Linked DNA regions of Homo sapiens: region 1 is linked to region 2. Evidence: chromatin loops called from intact Hi-C (ENCODE). Cell type or tissue: ascending aorta. All regions are shown on one strand.

Region 1 (4,000 bases), 220 kb before region 2:
GGAGAGAGGAAGTGGTTGAGGCAGGTTGGACTACAGGGCATGGCTCTAGGGCCAGCATTTTTAATACTCATCATCACTCCTTTCTTTTTTTTTTTTTTTTTTTTTTTGAGACGGAGTCTCGCTCTGTCACCCAGGCTGGAGTGCAATGGCGCGATCTCAGCTCACTGCAACCTCCGCCTCCCAGGTTCAAGCGATTCTCCTGCCTCAGCCTCCTGAGTAGCTGGGATTACAGGCATGCACCACCACACCTGGCTAATTTTGTATTTTTAGTAGAGATGGGGTTTCATCATGTTGGTCAGGCTGGTCTCAAACTCCTGGCCTCCTGATCCGCCCACCTCAGCCTCCCAAAGTGCTGGGATTACAGGTGTGAGCCACCGCGCCCAGCCACCCCTTTAAAATGATTATTCTGTGCCCAGGGCTCATCTCCTCCACTTCCTCTCCAGCTTCTGTCATCCAACCCACTCTTAAAAGAAAGACGCTAGCTCCAGTGAGGTTTGCTAACCAAGTTAAAGGAGAGAGAGCTCTTGGCTGTGAAGTCTGGGGAGGCGCCTGGAGAAAGGAGATCTGGGGAGGTAGACAATAAGCCACTGCATCTTCCCCAGCTCTCTGCAAAGAGGGCTTCAGGCTAGAAAAGGTTAGTGACCAGCAAGAGAGACTTCTGGAAGCTAGGAGTAGCCAGTACACAGGAGGCCATCTGTCCCACTCCACAGGAAATGAGTACCTACCTGTCGAGGAATGCTACCTCTTGGTGGCTGGGTAGTGGTCCTCACTCGGGGGTCGTCATCCTGCACGATTTCCCCATTGGCCAAGATCCGCACCATCCTCCCAGGCGCTGTGGGTCCCTGATGGGCTGCACCTGCATTGTGTGGTCAGGGTGGGCAGGCTAATGGAAGCCAAGTGGCACAGAAGTTCTCCCCACCACAAAACCTTTAGCTGTTAGTGATCTGGGACCAGACTCGTGAAGATCTGTGGAGGATTTTCCCCCTGACCTCAAAAAGCTTGAAGGAAAAAATTTACCAGAAATTGAGGGAGGCTTGCAGTCAGTGATGTTCACAGAGGTGACCCACGCTGAGTAGATGCTGTGTCTGATTAACAAAAAGGGGAGAAATAAAGGCAAGTTGTTTGCCAGGCAAAAAGATTTCAGACATTGAGTCCACCAGGAAAACTATCAAAAAGATCCTTGGCAAAGGAAGTTTTACTGCCAATCACTACACTGCCAACAGCACAACTGGGACTAGAGCCTCTGCTGTGGCCCACGCCCCGTGGAAGGCCCATCCTGCAAGGCTCACCTCACTCAAGCCTCACAACACTCCCCCGAGGAGGGTACTAGCGCGGCCATTGCACAGGCGGAGGCACAGGGAGACTTAAGTGGCCTGCCCGGGATCACACCTACGGACAGCAGAGAAGGAACACGAGGCCAGAAGCTCTGGTTCTAGGGCCCTCCCTGGGTACTAAACTGGGAGTCCAGGGCACCAGCATCCCCAGTGGGGTTCCAATTCCCTTCCACTAAAAAATGGGTCGAGTGTGTTGCTCCCCCAGGGAGTCAATGTCACCACCTGGGCCTTCCCCAGGAACACCCAGGGAGATGAGGGTCACTTCGGGGTTACTTTACAACCACTGCCTGGTAGCGGCAGACCATCCTAGCCATCATGCGCCTCGGAAGAGCACACCTTTGCTGCAGAGGGCACGCCCCTCACCTGTCCCTCACTTCGCAGGGAACACCAGTCCAACCTTGGCTAACGGGCGCAGGGCCCAGCCTTCCCAAAATATGGGAGGGGGTTGCTGCGGTGGCCCTCGAAAGGCTCCACTCCGCGGACCCCTGGACTGCGGGGCCCCTCCACGCCTCCCCTTGAGTCTGGGTAAAGGCCATTCATTCTCAGGAGATGAGCCTCAGTGTCCACCTACATTCCAGATAGCACTGGTGACATGTATGCCGAAAAAGGTCAGGAGCCCTGTGGTCTTGCCCGTAGCCTGGAGCCCGGGACAGGCGCGTCCCCCTCCTGAAGCCCGCTGGCCCTGGCGCAGGCCGAGCGGATGGTGGTCGCGCGCAGTCCCTTTGTGCTTTGTCATCGCGCCCCCGCCCGGTGGGCCACCCGCGCGCCCGGCCCGCGGCGCACCTGACATTCCGGGCCGGGGGCGGGAGGGACGCTGCCCCGGCCGCCAGCCCCAGCCTCTGGAGCCCGACACCGGCTCCAAGTCCCGGCCCGGGCTGCAGCGAGGGATGCGCTCCCTCCCCGGCGCGGCGACTCACCTGCAGGCGCGACTCCGGGCCTCGGCGGCGTCCACTCCCGGCGGCTCCAGGCGGTTTCCTCCCACCTGACCTCACAGGAAGCGCGCGCCGGAGGGGCGCGGCCCAGTGGCGGCGCACATCGCCCTCTGTAGGCCGCCTGAGGAATTGCACCTGCCCGGCCCAGGGTTGGGGGCGGCGCGGGGTGCTGGGGGTCGGGGAGATGGGGCGTGGGAAGGAGTGGGAGGTGGGGATGGAGAGAAAAGAGGATGGGAGGAGAAGACACGTGGAAAAGAAGGAGAAGAAGGAGGAGGGAGAAAAGAAGGAAAAGGAAGCGGCGTCCACGGAGGAAAAACCCAGGGGGTGGGGGCGCCCTGGCCTGGGAGGAAGGGCGGGCGCAGGCTCAGATGACCAGTGTTATGTTTGCTGACCCAGCTCCGTGGATGCCCCTTGAGTAGGACCCAACCCTGCCCTCTAGGAGTTCCAAGTTCAGTGGGGAAGATGAGGCAGGAACGGGGCAGAACCCTCTGTAGGCTTCCAGGAGAAGATGCGTTTGAGCTGGGGCAGGAGGGTAGGTAAGGATAGAGAAGGTCACTCTTGGCAGAAGGAACCACCTGCAGGGAGTGAATGATCCACCTCTGCCTCCTTCCTGATGTTTTAAAATCCACTTCTCCCCCACCACCTTCATAAGCTGCTCCCTGTGGACCTGCTCACCAGTGGGGGAGAATGAGCTGTGCAGTCCCACAGTCTGGGTTCAGGTTCTGGACTCTAGCAAGTTACTTAGCTGCTCAGTGTCACAAAGCAGGTGTAATCATAGCCTTACAGGACTTCTGTGAAGATTAAGTATGATGTCTCTGGCACATTGGCAATGTTGATAAACGTTAGCTATGATTATCATTTAATAAATGTTTGTGGGAGTGGCAGATATTTGTTGAGCATTTATTAGAACCCAGATTCTGCTAGCTGCTGGGCAGAAGGAACAAAACTAAGAGAGAGATTTAGACCTGGCCTGGAGGACTCATAGTCGGCCACCATAGTCTGATTATTTGATCATGAAACCTTATCAGCAAAAAATGTTTCACGGGTCGCTCTGGTATCTGTATCTTATTTATATGTTACTATTTTTGTTTGTTTCTAAATTACACATGTGTACTGTGAGAACAGATTGGCATGATGGATAAAAGGTGGCTGCTGGAGCCATCCTGTGTTTGAATGTTGGTGTGACTGCTTTCTGGCACTTTCGTGTCAAGTGCTTGGATGAGAGCCTGGCTGCAGTACATGCTCAACGGCTGCTGACTGTTATGATCATTACCTCTTCTACTATCAAGTCGATTGTAAAGCATGCACATTTTAAAAGCATAGGATGTAAAGTAAATATAAACCAAAATCCTAGTGCTTTCTCCCCACACCCCAGTGTGTTCCAGGTATGCCAAGTGCACGCATGAAAGCAGTAATCACAAGGCAGGATGCCCGATTGTCAGAGGTGGCCTGTGATCCCAAATCGCAATGTGCACATTGGAATTACCTGGAATGTTTAGAAACCATCCCAATACCTAGGTTCCACCCCAGAGATCACAATGTCGTTGATCTGGGTTACAATCTGTGCATGGAGACATTTTAAAAACCAGTCTTCTAATGAGCAGCTAGGGCCGAGAAACACTGCCTTCCATGAACAGAACCCCATAAGTAGGTCACGGAACTCAGGAGCCCCAAGAGGGAGGTAACCTCTGTGGGCTGGGAAACCAGGGGATACAGGCAGAAAATCATGGATGT
Region 2 (4,000 bases):
ACGCTACGTGAGTCACAGCCTACGATTTGTGGAGTAACATCAAGGTTGACATGTTCTTACACTAGGGGCAGTAAATAAAGTAGAAATCAGAAGGCATTCACAAGACTGGGGCGAATCGGAAGTCAACACAGGGGAGTGGCATCCAAGATGGAGTCACTTTTGTCTCCACAGGTTCCCACTGCAGACCTGCCGAGGAGTCAGTCCCCAGCCTGCAGCTCATCAGAGAGAGGCTGCAGCGTCACTCATAAACCAGAGATCTGAGAACTGGGGACACTGTCGTTTTTTTGTTTTTTTTTTTTGACAGGGTCTCACTCTATCGCCCAGGCTAGGGTGCAGTGGCCCAATCATAGCTCATTACAGCCTCGATCTCCTGGGCTCAAGTGAACCTCTTGCCTCAGCCTCCTGAGTAGCTGGAATTACAGGTGTGCCCCATTACGCCTGGCTAATTTTTTTAATTTTTTTTAATAGAGATAGGGTCTCACTATCTTGCCCAGGTTGGTCTCAAATTCCTGGGCTCAAGCAGTCCTCCCATCCTGGTCTCCCAAAGTTTAGGGATTACAGGCATGAGCCACCACGCCTGGCCTACACTGTTTCCAAAAGGAAATGAAAAGCCTCAACACAACCCAGTGTCCTCCCTGGGGACGGGGTAGGAAGCCACGCAATGGTACTCTGCATCACTTCCTCAAAGGTGGTATGAAAGAGCATTTGCTGACACAAACGAGGTTCCCAGCCAAATGCTGATAAACCATAAGCAGATGACACAGCAGCATGTGATATATGGCGCTTTTCCACTGTCCCATGCCTCCATAGCGATGTTGGTGCAGATGGAGCCTTATTAACACCAGTCATTCTATCCATCCAGACAGATACAGATTATATATATATATATATATATATATATATATATATATATGTATATATATATATGTATATATGTATATATATATATATACATATACATATACATATACGTATACGTATACATATATGGCTATACTGTAGGATACACTCCAAGACACCCGGTGGATGCTTGAAACTTCAGATAGCACTGAATTCTCTCTATATAGATATATACTGTTTTTTTCCTCAACATACCTATGATAAAGTTTAATTTATAAATTAGGCACAGTAAGAGATTAACAGTAACTAGTAATAAAACAGAACAAGTATAACAATATACTGTAATTAAACTTCTGTGAATGAGGTCTCTCCCTCTCAAAATATCTTGTTGTACTCTCCTCCCCTATTTTGGATCCGCAGTTGGGAGGGGTTACTGAAACCCGGGAAAGTGAAACTCCCATCAGGGGTGACTACTATTCATACATATGATTCTGGAAAAAATATGCCAGATATTAATAGTTAATGTTAATAGTGGTGGGAGTGGGATAATTTTACTGCCTCCTTTGTGCTTAATGGCATTTTAAATTGCAAACAAATTATTTCTTAATTTGTTTCATTCACTTTTCCTTTTTTTGACACGTGTCTATCACGTGGAAGGATGTGATATGGAAGGACGCAGGGCTACTGCTGGCGTCCCTTTTGCAGGGAAGCCGTCTCCTGGCACACAGGCTACCCAATGCCACCTTTATTTTTGTTTAAATCAAACCAAGTCCCTGGGAGGCGCCCAGGGTGGGCCCGCAGGGGCGGCTCCACAGTGCCCGCGGGGTCCCAGGACCAGGCGCTGGCAGACTTCGGAGTCGCCCCCGGGCCCTCCGCTGCCCAGGCCTCGGCTCTCCCTGCAGGTACCACCTCGTGGTGATCGCCCTCATCTACTTCCTGCCGCTCGCGGTGATGTTTGTAGCCTACAGCGTCATCGGCCTCACGCTCTGGAGGCGCGCAGTGCCCGGACATCAGGCGCACGGTGCCAACCTGCGCCACCTGCAGGCCATGAAGAAGGTGGGCGCGGGGGCGGGGGCCTGGAGGGGGCGGGGCCTGGAGGGGGCGGGGGGCTGGCGGGGGCGAGGCCTCATGGGGGCGGGGCCGGACGGGGTGGGACGGGGGTGGGACGGGGGCGGGACGGGGGCGGGACGGGGCCTGACCCCGCCCTGGGGAGCCGCCCTTACGGTCTCAAGGCCGGTCCGCAAGAGGGCGCCCGGGAGAAGCTTGCGGAAGCTGCCTTCGCGCGAAGTCTGGGGCCAGAGCCTGACCGCGTTCCTCCCAGCCGGGCGGATTTGCCTTTGGTCTTTGGCCAAATACAAAATTAAAGAAACTTGCCGGGCGCGGCGGCTCACGCCTGTAATCCCAGCTCTCAGGGAGGCAGAGGCGGGAGGATAGCTTGAGCCCAGGAGTTCGAGACCTGCCTGGGCAACATAGCGAGACCCCGTTCTCCACAAAAAGGAAGAAAAAAAAAAGACAAAAAAAAATTAACTTCCCAGAATGTTAGGGGAGTCAGGGACTCCTAAAGCCCCGTAGAATTCAGATACCCCCAAGAATCTTAGAATGATAAAATATTAAAATCTTAGACTTTTTGAATAATCAGAATGTTGAAATTGAGAAGCCCCACAGAACTATAGAAGGTGCCTGACAGTCACAGGAGAGCCCTCAAAGGCTGGAACTGCGGACCCCGGAGGTCGTGGAGACCAGATAGTTGTCCAGCTTCATCAAATCTGTCTCCAGTTTCTTCCGGAAGTGGCAGTGTCCCCCTACTCCCTGCCATCCAGGGTCCCCCGAAGGTCCTGATGTAGCCCTCTGTGCCCAAGACCCCCTTCACCCTCCTTCAGTCCAAGCTTGTCCTTGCCCCCTTCCTACCAGGCAACAGGGGAGGTAATGGGTTAACCACATCATGTAGCCAGGTCAAAGCCATGCTTCTCACCCAAAAGTAGGCATCTTTCACAGGGTGGTTCGGGGAGATAGCTGCACATGGGCGCCATCTGGTGCCCCTCATGGAGCACTGGCCTCCATCTGCTCCACACTAGGGGTCTCAACCCAGATCCTACGTGAGGATCAGGGTGCCCAGGAGCCCCCAGACCTTTTGTAATTGGCATGCTGGGCTGCCAAACGGAGCAGGAGTGTGCCTGCAGGGGCCAGGCTCTGAGGAGGGGGAGGTCCAGGAGCTGACCCGTGGGCAGAGGCAGGGGTCCCTGGTTGGAACCTTACAGCCCACAGAGAGAAGGGCTGTGCCGATACGGATCCCAGAGAGGGGGCGTCCTGGGAACGCATAGCTGACACAGGGGCTCCCCCAGGGATGGGGTTAGGAGAGAGAGCTCAGCCACTCTCCAGGGAGGGGGAGCTGCAGTGAATGAAGGGGTCCCAGACACCTTTTGTAGGAAGTGGCCATTGAGCTGGGCTTCAAGGAGTGAGGACTTCAAAGGAAGGATGGCAGTATGGGCAGAGGGACCTGCCTGAGCACAGGCCTCTGAGGTTGGGGGCTCAGGAAGGTCTGGGCAAAACATGCTCAGAGGCCTGAGTAATAGAGCTAACGGGGTCTGTGTGTGGAGCAGTTCCCAGGTGGGTGCAAGGGGTCCTCTGTGTCTGCCCTCGGAGGGCTGGGGCTGGGGCTTGGGCACTAAGAAGTAACTTGAGCCTCTCCTGGACCAGTTTGTGAAGACCATGGTGCTGGTGGTGCTGACGTTTGCCATCTGCTGGCTGCCCTACCACCTCTACTTCATCCTGGGCAGCTTCCAGGAGGACATCTACTGCCACAAGTTCATCCAGCAAGTCTACCTGGCACTCTTCTGGTTGGCCATGAGCTCTACCATGTACAATCCCATCATCTACTGCTGTCTCAACCACAGGTGAGCCCCCACTCCAGCCCCACCCTCTGCCCTCAGGGCCCCACTGCCCAGCCCCAGGTGGGCTCCCCTGCACAGCTCAAGCATCCATCCTCATTCCTGCCGGAACCTGTGGCCCTGTGCCCCCAGCCTACATGAGAAAGCCGTCCTCACACTCAGCCCCCAGCACAATAATCCCTCTGGCCTGGGCCTAGCTTGAGCCCCCTTCCTCCCCAAATCCTCACCGTCTCCCAGGCTGTAGCTCTCACTGTCTGTCTGTTCCTGCTGGC

What was found. A loop is a pair of places that touch in the nucleus more often than their neighbours do. Peaks named below come from ENCODE experiments on the same cell type or tissue, not always from the same donor. Only the 100,000 strongest peaks of a DNase experiment are listed, where the experiment ranks them.
Region 1: a loop joins it to region 2, with 3 times the contacts of the local background. A loop is called at or near these places in 53 of 110 quality-filtered maps.

Annotation. Positions count from the first base shown.
Region 1 is chr10:69,628,565-69,632,564 of GRCh38, reverse strand. FAM241B (family with sequence similarity 241 member B) reads right to left here and starts at 2,318. Exons shown (of 4, transcript NM_145306.3): 1 at 2,252-2,318; 2 at 1,018-1,085; 3 at 726-856. The coding sequence starts at 821. RefSeq lists an enhancer at 890-1,775. In ascending aorta, a CTCF peak has its summit at 2,389 (motif pointing left); a DNase peak (open chromatin) is centred at 2,304; H3K4me3 peaks cover 1,398 bases; H3K27ac peaks cover 797 bases.
Region 2 is chr10:69,406,818-69,410,817 of GRCh38, reverse strand. It overlaps TACR2 (tachykinin receptor 2), which reads left to right. Exons shown (of 5, transcript NM_001057.3): 3 at 1,743-1,896; 4 at 3,538-3,734. Among named protein-coding and RNA genes, the nearest start is that of TACR2, 8.1 kb to the left of the region's middle. RefSeq lists silencers at 1,515-1,614, 1,905-2,184. In ascending aorta, CTCF peaks have their summits at 1,858 (motif pointing left), 2,078 (motif pointing right) and 2,883 (motif pointing left); DNase peaks (open chromatin) are centred at 657, 1,817, 2,137, 3,844 and 1 weaker place; H3K4me3 peaks cover 1,306 bases; H3K27ac peaks cover 3,794 bases.